Linked DNA regions of Mus musculus: region 1 is linked to region 2. Evidence: chromatin loops called from intact Hi-C (ENCODE). Cell type or tissue: left cerebral cortex. All regions are shown on one strand. Each heading gives the region's core, and the rest is flanking DNA. Links, peaks and the distances in the headings are about the cores only. Region 1 has its middle 12 kb from the start of Gm32018. Region 2 overlaps Slc9a9 (solute carrier family 9 (sodium/hydrogen exchanger), member 9).

Region 1 (8,338 bases), core at 305-8,304, 350 kb before region 2:
CCTGCACTGCTTAAATCTTGTTGTGCTTTTGAAAAATATTCTGAGCTTTTCTGCACTATTCCTCAGTGATAGAAATGATGCTTATCTTGATTATGATGTGAATGCAGGTGATTGGGACCTTCTGATGTAACTGTTGGTTACTCCAATCCTTACTTAAAATCATTAAAGTGTTTTTCCTGTCATTGTAAAAACTGTTATTCAGCATAGTTTGAATTTTTAAAAATCGAATTTAAAACTGATAAAATCTTAATTTAAATTTTCCTAAAGAAACTCCATGGTGGGGGGAAATACAGAAATTTTAAATCCAAACTTTTAGAACCCCCAACTTTTTTTCTATTAAGAAAAAAAGAAGCTGGGCAGTGGTGGCATACGCCTTTAATCCCACCACTTGGGAGGCAGGGGCAGGTGGATTTCTGAGTTCGAGGCCAGCCTGGTCTACAAAGTGAGTTCTAGGACAGCCAGGGCTACACAGAGAAACCCTGTCTCAGAAAAAAAAACGAAAAAAGAAAAAAAAAAAAAACCCAAACCAAACCAAAACCAAAACCAAAACCAAAACCAAACCAAACCAAACCAAACCAAACCAAACCAAAAAAAAAAAAAAAAAAAAAAAAAAAAAAGAAAGAAAGAGAGGAAAAAAAAGAAAAAAAGACAAAAAGAAAAAATATTAACTGGCTCTAATCAATTTGGTTACTGTTCTTCTAACTTTAACTCCATCTGCTATAGGCAGGGATGTGTGAAGATCTGTGTGAACTCTCCTTGTCTGAACTAGAGTCCTGTGTCCTCATCTACTTTCTTTCCTTCTTTGACACACACTGTGGATTTGATTATTTTAGTATTAGATATAATACACATTACATCAATGTTACATCAGATTCAGAAAACAAAACAAAACAAAAATCACTCCAGATCACAATGGCTCATAGATTAATATGATCTAGACATTTCTTCCTTGGTCTTTAGCAACTATTTCTCTCTCCTGAAGATCTGTGGTCCTGCCCACTCAGCCTCATGTTCCTCAGATTCTAGGACAGAACATCTTAACGATGTGACACATGGACCCGTATTTATCACACTTGGCCAACGGGAAACTAAAGTTCCTAGGAAAAGCTAAGACCGTGTCTTTACAACTTGAACGAACTACATCTGTGTCATCAGAACTTCCACAGTGAGCAATGGAGAGTCAGTGTGCTGTGGGCCCAAAGCCAAAAATTAGAGCTTGGGCTGCCTAGCCTGCCTGCATGCTTGCCTTCCTTCCTTCCTTCCTTCCTTCCTTCCTTCCTTCCTTCCTTCCTTCCTTCCTTCCTTCCTTCCTTCGCCAATCTGTCACCTCTCTCTGTATGTGACTTAGCATTCCCAAACTCAAAATGTATTTCATAATTAACTTTGAGGGTATTTCTAATTACCCCATTGAGACCTATATTTTACTATCTTGATGCCTTCTACCCCAACCTCCTCTAGAATAAAGATCTTGGATCTTATGGCTACTCCCTCCACTGATGGTGCCTGCTGTATTCACAATGCTTCTATTTTCCCGCCACTCCTTCTTCTCAATAACTGCAACTCAAATTGTTTTTAAAACTCTTCACGGACTTCCTTACATACCTGATTATTTCTTTGGTAACTCTATTTGGCAGTTATATTCATAGGCCCCTCTCTGATCAGCCTGCTAATTTGATTCAATCTGACCACGGCATCACATGCACACACATGGACTGTACCCTTGTGATACTTGAATTCCGCTAGCACTCCCTGACCCAGACAAGGATGGGAATCACTGTAAGGCTATGGTTCCTCAACAGGCAGTAGGAAGATGAAGAGATGCTTAGGAATTGAATGCTTAGAACCCTGAAATACACATCTTTCCCCTCAACCCTTCTCAAAGAACCGTCCCCTGCTTTTTAAAACAACAACAATAACAACAACCACCACCAAGTTGGAGCTGTTGTATCCCAGAGGCTGCACAGGTCATACCCATCTGTAGCTCTGACAGCTGACTTTGCAACAAGCCCCAAGCTAACAGACTCCAAGCTATCCAGGGCGTCAGGTAACACACCCCACAAAGGTGAATGCACTTCGACTAATGCCTCCCCCCATAGCCAAGGTAACATTTTCCTTCCTCCCTAAAAAGCACAGAAAAGCACAGCTGCCAACATCTTTCCTCCATCCCTGGGGAAACAGAAACTGCTTGTTGATAAGCAGAGACTACTATAAGCAGCCATCAACCAAGTGGCACTGGACATCCTCCATCTTCTGAGCCTTGTAAGAAGGGGCTTCTCTTGTGCCACACAAGCCTAAATGCTCCTCAGGGCTCATGACACACAGTCCGTTTGTCTGTCTAGGTTGTTAATAACTTCTAATAAATCTCTTATCTCCCTGAGTGCTCCCCTCAAACCCAACACCTGTGGCCTTTTACCTAATTGTCTGCCTTTTCACTAGCGAACTGACTGATTTTCACATACATGATTGAAGCAATTCTGAAGGAGGAAGTCTGGATCTTGCCTCAGCTCGTTGTGGCTGGCTATAAGGACCTGGGCAGTGAACATCTCTGGGCCTCAGTATTCATCAGTGAAGTGAGGAAGGTGGGATAGGTTTGCTTAAACGTCTTTGGGTAGCAATAGTCTCAAGTCTGCTATTTATGGCATAACATATGTGTCACAAGAGGTCTCAGAAAGGAGTGGTATCATTACAACCCACAGCACCGTGGTCACAGGCATTCATGGATTCCTGAACACGGCCACACACTGATCTTAGCTGACACTCACAGGGAAATAGCAGAACCGAATACGAGCTGGAGTCAGTTCAATTTCATATATTTTCCAGTTTTCAACTCTGTGATAAAAACAAATCGGAGACCACCCCACACTCGCATTGTTCCCGTTCCAAAGCAGGGTGAGAGGGGACTTTTGAACGGAGGGGGGCCTCAGATGAAGGATGGGGGGCCCCGGGTCCTGTTACCATTTTGCAAAGCTCCAGGGAATCTGAACAAAAGAAGCAGGGGCTTTGAAGGTCCCTGCCAGGCTCCTCTTAAGAGCCATGGGATTAGGAAGGAAAATGAAGCTCAGGAGAGCATGACCAAGCATTCACTGTCCCCCATCCCGGCAGCCTACCCAACAAAAGCCCAGTCACCTTCATCTCATGACTTAAAAAGAAAACTCGGAGGACAGTGGCTTTCCTTGATCTCTTTGATAGGGTTGTTAGCTTAGACCCTAAGTAGCCAAAGCTTCACAGCCAAGCAAAGAAACTCAGGGGCAGAACACATGTCCGCCTAAGACTTTATTTCCAGAATAGGACTTAATTTCTGTATTACAAGCCCTCCAATCTGCACAATGTGTCTCGTTGGAACCATTCAATTTAATAATGGAAGTGTGATCTCACTGTGGTGGTAGCCATTAATAGCTCTCATTTGGATGAATATGAAAGCCTTCTCCATCACTGTTGAGTGTGTGGACACACACACACACACACACACACACACACACACACACACACACACAACTGATGCCTTAGTGAGTACTGAAAAGAAGAGTTTAATATATTGGTAAAAACCACAGCACACAGGGAAGGAATGGATTATGGACATAAGCCATAAAAATGTTTTCAATTTCTTTTGCTGTTAAGATGATGCATCATAAGAAACTAGTCCATTTCTGGAGAGTCACTCGAGGCGATTTGCATATAGAATGTTTATTGCAGGGTAGCAGATGTGACTTGGATAGAGTGAGTGGATCTGGCTGTTGTGGATTTTTCTGCCCTTCTCTGTGTAGGATGGCAGTGTCAGAGGATGCCGCTGAGCCACATCCCAGAAAGCAGTTCAGGATGGAGAGTTACTGGGAGGCCTTTCCCACAGAGCTGGTTAATTCCAGCTCACTTACAGCTAATTGATGCGATCCTGCTCGAGTTTGTCTTGTGAGATGAGACTCCTTTCAACAGCAAGAGAAATATTTGGTTTACTCCCAGCCGCAGAAAGCCTTTCATTTTGCAAAGAAAGGCTGGAATAACATAACTCTGCCCTATGTACACATGGACAGCCTTTCCTATTTGGCTTGTTGCTGCCCACCATCCACAGGCTCCGGGTGTCTTGTAGAGCGATGTCACCTTCCTCAGGCTGGTCTTCGGTGACCTGCCTGTCTCAATGACATGTCCTTATGTGCACAGTGGCCTGGGTTTCTTTGGTGGCTCCCACGGTGGTCTTGTGGTCTATCTGTTTTTTTGGGCTCATGGTTGGCTTCTCTGGCAGATCTGTGTTGTGTATCCCCAAGCTCCCTGCTGCTTCCAGACCCCAAGACAGGCCTGGCTCAGGGAAGAATCTCAGGAAGTCTTTGGTGACACCTGAGTGGACTAGGTGACTTTTGAAGGAATGCTGGTCTCCATTCCCCTGCCTAGTGCAGGAAGAACTCTCGGGGCTGCTTGGTGTTCACCTGTCCTATCCCTTTTTCTGTCCTCCCCCTCACCTCCCCCCTCCTCTGTAACAACCCTGTTGGTTTCCTTGTTACTCCTCTCTTGGTGCTGTAGAAGGAAACAGATGGGTAGAGAGCATTTCTGTTGAATACTGAATATCACTCCCCATTGATGAGATCATTTTGGAATTTGCTAAAATTATTCTTCACACTTACATGGCCAGGGAGAAAAATACCCATTGGTTTTTTTGGGAGCTGGGATAACACTGCCTGCCTTAAATCATTGTTAAAGAGACAAAAGCTTACCAGGATGAAGTTGTCGACAGTTTTCGTTGCCAGAAGACTATGTTCAGCAAACTGTCCTCATTGGAATCAAGGCAGGACTAAAGCTCTCTCTCTCTCTCTCTGATCACTTTTCACGGTGTCTAAATGTCATATCTGGGATGCTTACTGTCCTTTAGCCTGTGGCAGTGACATCTATGGTACGAATGCCAACAGGAAATGATGTGTCCTTGGAAGAAATAGTTTTCACGGTACAATCTTAGCAGCATGAGCTTTTCCCCCACTTTCTTTTTTTTTTTTCCCCCACTTTCTTAGAAATGTGGCAAACACGTAGGAAGGATGCCTTGGCCTGCCTTGAGCACATGGAAGGAGTTCCAGGTGTTACTGCTTGCTTGCCATATTTAGCTCCTTTCTCTCTCTGTGGACAATAAAGTGCTTATAGGTTTAGCATCTTCAGAGATGCATCTAAACTTTGTCAGGGTTAAGTCATCCAGTTGGGTGGTACTGATAGATGGCACTGAGTTGTTGGATCCCAAGAGCAAGCAAACATAGCTACGGTACCAGGAGGCTAAATACCCCCTCCCCTGGTAACGGCCAAAGCAATTTGACTGTAGGCCAACTTTCTCCCTCACCTTCATCTCAGCCCAGGAAAGGCTGCCCTGGTGTGAAGCTACAGCAAGTCTCAACATCTCAGAGCAGGCAGGGAGGTCTGTCAGTAACCTAGCAACGGGGTAACAGAAGCATCCTCCCAATGTTTAGGTTTTTCAATAATGAAATGATAGTCATAACATTTTGCATTTAAAGAGCACAGTCTCGGAGGCTTATAAAGTCTGTTGTGAATACAGAAACAGAATCCTAAGAACCTTCTCTTCCAGGGCTGGCTATGTCCATTTTACAGATGGGTAAGCTGGAGCAAACAGGTTACAAGGGTCCCTACCATTTTAAGAGACAGAAGTAGTGGGGAAACATGCAGGTAGAACTTCCAACCAATAGAAAAGGAGCCGTGGAGAAGTTTATCTTTTTTCTCATTAAACCTTACAGCTCCTGGAGAGCAGAGACTTCTCTTCACATAGTTTGGAAAGCACTAACCTTCCTGATTGCTAAATTATAGATGAGATCAATGGGTGGGTGGTCCGGGTTAGAGCCTCGCTGCTGAACAGGGATTTGGCTATTGGACAAGTTTGCAAGACATTTTCTAGAAGTATGATTACTCTGTGATTGTTTTCTGAAACTGTAGCTTATTTCTGATCCCAAGGCACACACGCCGCTGTTTGCCTGATTCTGCTTTCCTGCTAACAGCAGAAAAGTGGTTTTAAGAGCTGATCGCAAGTTTTTTGATTTCTTTTTCTTCTATTGGGGAGTAGTTGCTGTACTTTGCCTTTGAATCTTGGGAATCTGAGGATGGATGCAAGGAAGAGAGAGAATGGTGGGAAGGTATGCTAAGTGACTTCCCAGGCTGAGTCCCCACATTACTCTAACTGCTTCATGGTTCACAGTGATACTCATGTTTGAGTCAGGTGAGGAATCTGATTTCTTGAAGCTCAGTGCATTGTGTAGGAGGCCCACACCCCATGGAGTCACCCATCAGCTCAGCTCTCGAGCGTTTTCTGCCCAAGCACCAGGAGTGTGCCAAGAGGTCTTCAGATAACTAATTTGGTCTCCCAACAATTTTCATCTTTCCATCTAAAGCTTTAGATGTCATAAGACAGATACCAGTCACCCCTCTCAGGCTCTTTAGAAACTGTGAACATTGTTAAATCTTTGTTGTTGTTTTATGCTAGTGAGTTTAAGAACAATTTCTAAGCACTACAAATAAGAACAGTAAGAGAACCCTGAGTCTCTGTGATCTGAGTGTTTACACCTTAGAGAATAGGCTGGACTCTTTCTTAACTCCCTAGGGTAAATGTTGTCTCTAAGGCACGCTAGTCACCTGATTCACTTTATCTAGGCTTCAGTTCTATAGGCAGGACAGGATGCGTGGGGAAGTTGACTGGGTCTGGCTTGGAGGAAGTTTATTGTCAATATGACTGGCAGGACAGAGTGGAACTCAGTGCTACTCTGGGATGTTACTCTTTGCACACGATGCTTACGCCTGGGTGCCCACCCCAGACCCATCAGAGAAACCACAGGTGATACACCTCACACTAAGGCAAAAGATGGAGAAGCTGTTTCCTTGAGGACACTGAGCACGGATGATGTCTAATTCTTGCCTTATTGCTACCGGCCAAGGCTTCCTAACTATTCACCAATGTCCCAGAGCATAGAGACAAAGGTCAGCAGAATTAAATTATGGGCTATTTCCTCCATTAGAACCATCATCAAATGTCAACTCTGGCTACAGTGGTTGTTCACCTCTTATGACTAAGCAGGTTTTCTTTATAAGGACACAAGGAGACTTGTCTGTCTTGTAGCACTTGGGATGGGCAACTCCATTTGTATAAAAACCACTGTCTAGAGTTCCAAAGAATAGTTCAGTGATTCGAAGGGATCTCACATCCAGACAAAGGCTATAGACGCAGCTTTGGAGATAAGTCACACAGGGCTTTGGGTGGTCATGGCCTGTCACTCATAATGCAACTGCTGTACGGTTGCAGTTCCCAAACTCTCAGAAGAGAGGCCTGGGGAGTTAGAATGTGTTTGCTTCTATGGGCTTGACAACAATTGCATAAAGATCTCAGCCAGGTCTAAAGCTATCTTTCAAGCCAGTCAGGAAAAATTCCAGCCAGGAGTGGGGGGAGCTATCAATGCAAGGTAGCACACAGCGCCAGATATGTTTCTAAATACTCAGGCCAAGAAACCCCTCACCAGAATTGCTCAGCGGGCAGCACCGGGGCCATCAGGATTGCCCTTAAGCAGTAGTTATTGGTAAACTGTGCCATGGAAAAAATGAAGTCGGGAAGAGTAATGAGACCCTTCAATGAGAGAAAAGCGTTCCAGATGATGCAGCAGCTGTCAGCATGGGCACTGGATGCAGGGATCCCGGCAGGAGAACCTCCTCCGCCACATGGAGCTGAGTCAGGATATTTCAGACATTGACTTCCCTGAGCGTTTATAGATGCTTCACAGTCCTGCTCACGCTTGCCTACAAATTTCACACAGTTATTTTTGTCCTCGCTCCCACCTTCTAGGTATCTGGAATGTCTAGAACTACAGCCGTCACTAGAAAGGCTACATTAGTCCCATAGCAAGTCCTGCTCAGGACCGTGGTGACTTGCTCCCTCCTTGGCTCTGTCCATTCCATGACAGCCACAGGCCATTCACCATCTCGTTCAGTGTTTGTAGTGTTTCAGTGTTCTCTGCATGGCAGAACCTCGGCCACCTCCTTCTAAAGATGGGAGAATAAGTAAGGGTGGGCACTCTGTCTTTTTTTTTCAACCCAGAGACCCCCCATTCAACCTTATCAGTCTTTTTGATTACTTGCCTTCCCAATGATGATTTGAATACTGTTAAATTTAATTAAAAATAAAACAACAGGTATCATTTTATTATAGATTCCAGCCCTGGGTATCCAGGGTCATGGGCCTCCTTCCTCATGACAGGACAGTTACAGACAAGGCCATCATCTGATAGGTCTAGGGGGTGAGCCATGGAACCAAGCAAGATTATGGAGCCCCAGGGTCTACTGCTGTTACATCTGCTAGGTTTTGGACTTATATGGG
Region 2 (8,338 bases), core at 329-8,328:
ATATTTGAGATCACCATAAGGATGATGAGCCTTTATCCATCAAAAGACAGCTGTCCCAGACAAGCCCCCATCTGCCCTGGCTCTATTCTTCCTAGGGCCTTTTGTTTTTTTCCACACTTAGTTAGTCTTTAGCTCTCTTCTCAAGGACTCCTGTGACATCCACTGAGTCAGACTTCTTTTTAATGTCCCTGAAAAAGGTGAGTGTGTGTGGTGCAGGGTGAGTGGTGATGGGCGAGGAGTGGTACAGGGAGGCCCCCTATAGTTGCCAGTGGTAGCAGAGCCAAGATGATCCTTACTCCTAGTGCCCCTGCTGGCCAGGCTTGCTCTTTATAAAAGGAATGCAGAGGCTCATTCATTTACACTACAAAGGCATAAGTACAAGCCTACTGGGGCAAACAATTGGACACAGTAACACACTGATGAAGGAGTAGAACATGGTCCTGCTCTTAGCACCAAATTTCCAGGAATTACAGTGACTTGGCCCTTCCTCCTTGACAGACACACTAATATACCAGAAGATTCAGGCATCCCAGGGCTCCCTTCCAACCTGACTGCCTCGTTAGGTGTGGAAGGTGGTAGAAGACTGATATCAGGACACAAGACAAATCAGCATTTATATATCTGAGTCCTGGAATGAACATACCTATGAATCCAACCCAGTTGAAAGTTTGCGAAGGATGAATGTGCCGAGTTATGAAAAATTGTATTACCGAGGCTGAAAGATTGAAATAGTCAGATGAGCAAAGCATCTGCAAAACATAGCAAATTGACCTTTGTTGTGGCAGAGATCTATAAGTGTGAAAAAAATTGGCCACAGCCAACTTTTAAATATCATATTTTTTAATCATTTGGAGGTGAAGGGATTTAAAAAAAAAAAAAACATGTCTGAGAGTTGGAGAAAAGAATTCAAATAGGCCATTGCTGTGAATATGCCTCTGTCAGGGAAAGGTTTTTGCAGCTAGAGTGAAATGGCATTTCTTTGTTAATGAGGTGAACATTTATGAAGAGTTATTATGTATATTTTTCAAAAAATAATACTGTAGATCTTTCTGTAATGCAATAAATGTCTGGGTGCAATCCACCTAGCCTATTGTCTAAAATATAATGCAAATTCTAACATAAGCGCCTATGAATAAATCGAGTCATATCTCACAAGTCGTAATAATTCACAGAGCTATGGTAAATGGTTTTCTTATTAGAGAGTTCATACAGTTACAACCAGAGCATAATAACCACCTTGCCCGGATTCACTTACAAACAGTTCTATTTATCAGAATAAACCCATACTGTATATGTTGAAGATTAGTACAGTTATCATTCAATACATAAAGAGTCAAGACCAGCTCATAGGAAATAAACTTGATGTTTCTGGGGTCATGGAAATCTTGAAGTCAGAAAGATACACAAGTAAAATTTAAAAGAGACACATAGGTTCTTTTAGGATCTTTGAAACAATTTCTACAATGACTCTAAATGACGTGGATCTTCCATTCCGCGGAGCTATAAACATGGTGTGACATTTTGAGCGTTAAGGGTAAAATACGAATATCTTAGAGTGGTTTTTTATCAAAATGGTCGTCCTGGAGCCCAAATTTGCTGAAGACTCTACCCTTTCCACAGTACCCTGTGCTACATACCTCCAGGAGCACTGTGGTACCCTTCCTCAGGTCAGGTCCTGATGCTCTTGGAAGCCAATGTGAGGAGTATTTCAAGAGGACAATTCTTGGCTCATGTTAAATTCTGTAGTATGGTGGCCCTGTTCCTGCTTACTCTCAGAAACAGCAACAGTGCAGAGTTTGGGGCCTGGAACCCACCCGTGTCCTATGTGCTGATTTAAGGGTATATTTATTGGCTTAAGGGCTTACCTGGCTTCACATATGACAACACTGGTCAATGAGTTTTGATAGTAGACAATGACAGAAAAAAATATCTTGAGAAAAATGACATTCATTTACCTTGACAGTTCCTTTGAGTCACCATCCTTACTAACGTCACTGGGAGGCTAATGGCACGTGTAACATTTTGCTTAAAAAATAAAAACCTTTATAAAGTCAGATTTTGTGTGCTTGCATCATAAGCTGAAATTTTCAATGCAATTTAAAATCAAGGATTTTCTTCTCACATTCCTCAGCTGAGGTATTGAAAAAGGATAAAAAACATTGCTTTGAATCCATTACTCATCAGAACATTTGTGTCAACAATAGAAAAGCAACTCCACTTTCATTTTGAAAGACAGATCTGATACCTAACTCCTGGAGGTCAACACTCACATCATAATGTGTGACCGAAGTACTGCTTGGGAAGACTCAATGGCTCATACGCCCTTACAGCGCTGACAAGGTATCCCATATAACTTACATATGCATCACGGAAAGATCTACATTATTTTACGTATATCTTTTTTCAATATATGTAAAACTGAGCCATTTACGAACACAGAGATTAGAGAAAGTCTTAAAGACAGCTTAAAATACTAATGTTCTGTCATGGAATTGGGATAATTTTCATATCACAAAATGTGCTAGTACAAATTGTTTCTCAGCAGAAAGAGAAGTAGAAACCTTGATTCAGCTACAGCTTACTGTTCTCAGCCAATGACACAGGGGAAATACATTGTCATGCCCAACTGGACATTATTAACGAATTTGCACTCTTTAAAATTTTGTTTTTCCTTAACATCAGAGTTCACGGAGTGACTTTTCTTGGCATTATATGTTAAATATGATTTTTGGGAACAGAGTTTTCGTTATCTTTTTTCAAGTCCTTGAATACATTCCTTTGGTGACAACAGGGCTTCCAAGTACTTATAACTTGTCAGACAAAGGTGCTCTTTGTGGAGGGGGATTCATTGAATGCAACAAAATATCTTGAGAATGAGGGCTCTTGAGAGCGTTAAAGATTCTCAAATATGCAACACAAAGTTATAGAACACTTTCTCATGAATTATAACTTTAAACACACACTTGGGTCTTCTTTGAACATTTACCTCATTATATATAAAAGATTCTATTTTTGTGTAGTTCTGAAAAACTCAGTGCCTTCGCTTTTAAGAAAAAGTCATGGAAAGCATTGTCCTAAATCACATATGGATAGAATGCTAATTGCACTCATTATCACTTAAGAAACATTCCACACTCAGCTGGCAAAATTGCAGATTAGATTTCAGTCACTGAAGCTTCAAGAGTACTGAGTCCAAGAAATGGCGTTTGTTGGGGGTACCAAATAATTCTAGGTGAAGGGGACAGATTTTACCATCTTCCAGGTTTAGAATAGTGAGCACAGTATATGGATAAGAAGGGGTCTCTGTAGAATCAACTGTGAGCACCTTTCCAAATGCATTTGTGTAGGTGAGGCTGGGAGAAACTCTTGATTCCCAAACTGAAGACAGAGGAAAGATCCATCAGCAGTGGGAATAGAATCATTTCCAACCTCTCCTGTGTTTCTACTTACTATATAGTCTCATGCTAATGCTCCCTGCTCTCAAATTCCAGATTCCTGGTCTGTGAACAAGAGCTAGTAGCATGAAGCTGAGTGGTTGAAGTCACAAGAGTTACAGAGGTTAATTTTAATGAAACTTCCATAGACAGTAAATGACAAATATTTTACAAATAAAAACCAATGGATATTTTACAAAGTTAGAGTGTGTAAAAATAAATTTAATTTTTTACAGTAGGGCAGTTGCACGTGCTATGATTGCTACAGTGGGTCTGTGACTTGTCAGTGAAGCCTCTAAGTGAGGTTTGAGTAGGTGGACAAGTCACCTCAAAAAGGATTCTGTGGATTTGGGCTTTGGCAGTAGCATTGCCTTTCCAGAGCTGAGAACTGTAGAATGCTTATTTTGGTGATCTCTTGGAATCATCCTACCTACAAAAATATATGCATTTATACAAATCTTGGTGTCGCTTAGTCTCCACCTACTCCCACAGAATATAAAATTCCCAGCAGTTTTCTTTTTTTCTTAAGTTTTTATAGAAACCCCAAAGGAGAAGTTTCTTAATGACTCTCATGTCCCCCCATCAGCAGGTATTAAAAATTCTGCCTCCGAGGCTGTACTTCAGACCCAATAAATCAGAATCTTTAAAGTGGCATCAATCATATGGGTTTTCAAAAAAAATTCTCTGGGTGTTTCCATGGTGTAACCTGGATTGAGGACTGCTGCCCAAAGCCCACCAGTATGTAGCTACTCCTTACCAACACACAGAGATTTTTACTTTGCTTGACTGGCTCAAAACCCTTTCCACTTGCCAGCCGGAAGGACCCCAGTCAACCCTTCTATGTAGAGTCCAGCATCTTCTAGTTTCTCCACTCTGTCATTCATTAGAATTACTTAAGTAGACCTTATGCTGCATTTGTGCCATAGTCTAGACTAAATAAATCATAAGTCCAGGTCATGAGATCCAGGTACCCAGGATTTGTGAACAACATTTTCCCATGTGTACTGCCTTAGCTGTTTCCAAGAGAGGTGAGATATCCCTTGTCATCCTAAAGGCATTGCCCGCCTCTGTGAGCTGATGGTGCCCTCCCACCCACAGAACTGCAGCGAGTCCCAGCTTGTCCAGATGTCACCCCAAGCTTCCACCCACACTCAGCATGGTTTGTCACTTGTAATCCCAGAACTGTCTTATTCCTTGGGGCACCTGTTATTTCTGTTAATGGCATCTTAAGCCATATTTTCCTGCCTCTTTGACTTTGCCATGTATGGTTCTTTCTAATAATTTTCTTTTTCTCAAAAAAAAGAAAAAAACAGTAGTGTGTGTGTGTGTGTGTGTGTGTGTGTATTATTTTTTTCAGAAGTAATCCCTTTCTCTTCTTTGGACACTTGCTCCAATTCTTTCTACTTTTATTTTCTTCTTATTCTAGGATCCTGAAGAGGATTAGTCCCCAGTAAACTTACATTTCTGATGAAACTATTCTGCCTCTACTCCCATCCTACCCCCCCTCCTGAAGCATCAGTCAATATTGTCACTGTACAGGTATGCCAGCAGGTAAGAGAGTGGGTGGTCAAGTTCATCCCACAAAAGGATGCTGGCCCTTAGGCTATGTTGGATTTGCCTCTCAAGGCTCTTTCTTTAGATATTAACTTATAAATATTTGAACTTCAATTATGAATAAAATTCAAATTCCTGGTTTGGGTGTTCTAGAACTCAGGCAAATCAGCAAGCAGGTCCAAACACATTTTATAGGCTATGAACGTTCTAGAGACTTTAAGTGGTGTTTCCTGCCTTTAGTGTAGAGAAACTCCTTAAAGCATGTCATATATGAATTCTACAAACAGCACAGTCATTCCAGGACACACCTAGTAGCAATTTTAAGGGAAAGAAATGTTCCCTTAAAATCAGATTACTTTTCTCTGGATATGTTCAAACTTTCCATTCTTTGAATACTTAGATGAATCAAAATTCTCATATAGACCTCAACCTTGTGCTCTAAGAGCAAGACAAAAAGCCCAGCAATAAATCAACACAGAAGGAAAGAATGATGGTGTTTCCCTAAGATGGTGCCATAAATTATTAATTTATGCCAGAAACGAGTACAGACAGTGTCATAAAAATGGATCACTCTGAAATCAGCCTACAGACCACCATTTGAGAAGACCTGCATTAGGACATAGAAAGTTAAGACATAGTTTCTCTTCCCACCCTAGAAAAGACCCTATATATAGAACTTCCTTTTAGCTATCTAGAAACTGGCAGAGTCAGATCTCAGAAGATGGACCTTCTGCCACTTCCCATTCAAAGTGCTGGCCATGAAGCCCTCCCTGCCTGCCTGTTCCTAGTGGTCTGAAGATCTGCTCTCAAGTGTCCAAGCCCCTCAGAATCATAGGCAGGGCAAGAAAGACAAGTCAAGAGCTGAGCAAAATGTCATCTTTATGGAAATCCAAAGTAACCCTATCCAGACAGATGTCTCTGTGACCCTGTTTTGATCAGTCTCTGTGGAAGTGTAAAGTTCTGCGACCACAGGGTCTCACAGTGACAACAGGATCAAAACTTCTTTTTCTTTAGTTTCCACCAGGCACCTGTTTCCTGCTACTTTGATTTTGAATGTTCACTTTGACTTGGGCAAGGCACAATATGAATGGGGAAGAAAAGTCTCACTTCATAGTTCTTAACATCTTGGGACAACAACAACAACAACAACAACAACAACAACAACAACAACAACAACAAACCCCACAGCCACAGTGAAAGCTCGTTACCTGGTGCTCTGTCCTGAGCAGACCCACTATCTTGTCTTTTCTTCTCCCTTGAGACAAGTTGGGATTCCAATCCCCTCCAGCCCCAACCTTGGTGTCAAACAGCACAGGTGTTCAAATGACCTTCCTAAAACCAAATTCCCTTTCAGGCATTATATCCAGGGCTCCAGATCATATTTTCTCTGATAGGATTGTTTTTGGACTTTAGAGTCACGTGTCTAGAAGCAATTCAGTCTCTTCCCTGAAGGAATGAGACAGAGGCTTCCTGTTAATTACATTCTCTAGGTCCTTCAAGGCCATCAAGGAAATGGCAGCTTGAAATTTGGCCATATTCTCCATAAACACACACTTGGGCATATGCACTCAGCCTTGATGTTTTCTGTGCTGCACCAATAAAATTTAATTAAAATGTGTAGAAAAATTACAGTCATTTCCATTTATCATCCTCAAATGCTATTATGATACTAAAGCCCTTCATACCTGTACCTATAAGTAGGATGATAAAAATATAATGAGCCATTAAAGGGGGTTATGCCACTACCATCCTTAGAAATTTTAAGGTAATAATGGGTAACCATCTGTCTTGAATGTCATCAAATAGGGACCAGGACAGTTGATGGATTAAACTCTATTCAGATACATTTTTTCTCATTTTTGCATGGAATCAGATATAATCAAACAAGAGTATGGGTTATAAATATTTATGGGTTGCTATTTAAGCATTGATGATGGTATGTTTTGTTGTCTAAAGGTGAAAGGAGAGATGAATGAATGGTGAGGGGTATGTGTGTGTGTGTGTGTGTGTGTGTGTGTGTAAGTTAAAAGTTTATTTTAATAGCCTACATAGCTCTCAGCCTCTTTGGTTTTCAATCTTAAAAATCCCAACTACAATGGTAGGTTATGTATTATCAACAAACACAGATGGGAGTTAATAGACCAGGGAGATCATTTGAGTAGTTACACTCCGACTATAGCTTTCCACAGGAGAAAAAAATATTTCCATGAAAAAATTCAGGGGGGAGCATGGCTCCTAGTTTGTGTCTTCATTGCCTTTATCCTCCTTGTCCTCTGGGATCCAGTGCTTGGAATGCAGAGGGAAGAACTCACTGGGGTTCCAAATGGCCATCTGTGGCCCCTGTTGTTATGTCGACTGTGGAGTAAGGCTTCTGGACTAGGGGTTCACAGACATTCTGGGCACTGAAAGTACAGTACAGTGTGTTCTTGCTTTGATGTGGGAGCCTCACTGTCATTAGCATTTGAAAGGGTCCACTTATTAGTCAAACTACTAAATGTCCTTTGTACAATATAATGAGTTTCATTGAAAGGAATCACCAGCTCACTACAGAGAAATTTAAACACTTTGCCATCATTTATAAATTCAGCCCTCCTAGGATAATATTTTAAAGGTGCCCTGAATGAAGAGAAGAAGAAAAGCGGTAGGGATCCTGACAAAAGAAATGTAATTAGAGTCAAAAATAAAGGCAAGTCTATGCTTTCTGTAGATATCTTTGATCTTCTCAGAAGTCAGGGAAGCGCGGGCATTGTTGCTCCCCCCCTCGCTCTCCCTCAACTGTCTCAGAACAGGTAACTGGCATGAAACCTGACTGCTTTTGTTAGTGTATTGAAGGGGGAAAAATGCACAAAACCATAATCCTAGACCACTGTAATGCAAATCAATAAGGCAGAGCCAAACTGCAGGAGACACAGTAAGTAAAAGAACTGATCTTGAGCCTTCTCTCCATGCCTCTGGATTACCCTAGATGTTAGCTTTATGCATCCAGCTCATTAAATTTAAATTAATGCATGCTATCAGAGTTAAAGAAATCATTAATTAGCACATATTGTTTCTCCTTTCTAATTTTTATCTTAGAATGTTCATGGTCATAATCCCGTTATTCATTAATTTACTTATTAATTCAGTAAGGTTTTATTGAGTGCCTAAGCCCAAGGCAAAAGCCAAATGATGAATTTCCATAAGCCTTTCTTACAAACCAACCATCCTAAGAGATGTGGAGTCCAGAGTCTCAAAAGGCCGAAGTAAATTTAAATAGTATTTGGATGAGTGGCTTATTTCAACGAAGTGCTGTATTAAGATCAATAACCACATTGCTCATAACTACCCTTCAAACTTCCCTCAATAATGTC

The links. Hi-C counts contacts between places; a loop is a spot of excess contacts. Peaks named below come from ENCODE experiments on the same cell type or tissue, not always from the same donor. Only the 100,000 strongest peaks of a DNase experiment are listed, where the experiment ranks them.
Region 1: a loop joins it to region 2, with 6 times the contacts of the local background. A loop is called at or near these places in 3 of 42 quality-filtered maps.

Annotation. Positions count from the first base shown.
Region 1 is chr9:95,318,503-95,326,840 of GRCm38, reverse strand. No RefSeq gene overlaps it. Among named protein-coding and RNA genes, the nearest start is that of Gm32018, 12 kb to the right of the region's middle. In left cerebral cortex, for the core only: no CTCF peak of the experiment used is centred there; DNase peaks (open chromatin) are centred at 3,745, 4,628, 5,288, 7,724 and 1 more place; H3K27ac peaks cover 778 bases.
Region 2 is chr9:94,968,360-94,976,697 of GRCm38, reverse strand. All of the region lies in intron 9 of Slc9a9 (solute carrier family 9 (sodium/hydrogen exchanger), member 9), which reads right to left. Among named protein-coding and RNA genes, the nearest start is that of Mir7656, 220 kb to the right of the region's middle. In left cerebral cortex, for the core only: no CTCF peak of the experiment used is centred there; DNase peaks (open chromatin) are centred at 3,793, 4,504, 5,723, 7,384 and 1 more place; H3K27ac peaks cover 1,243 bases.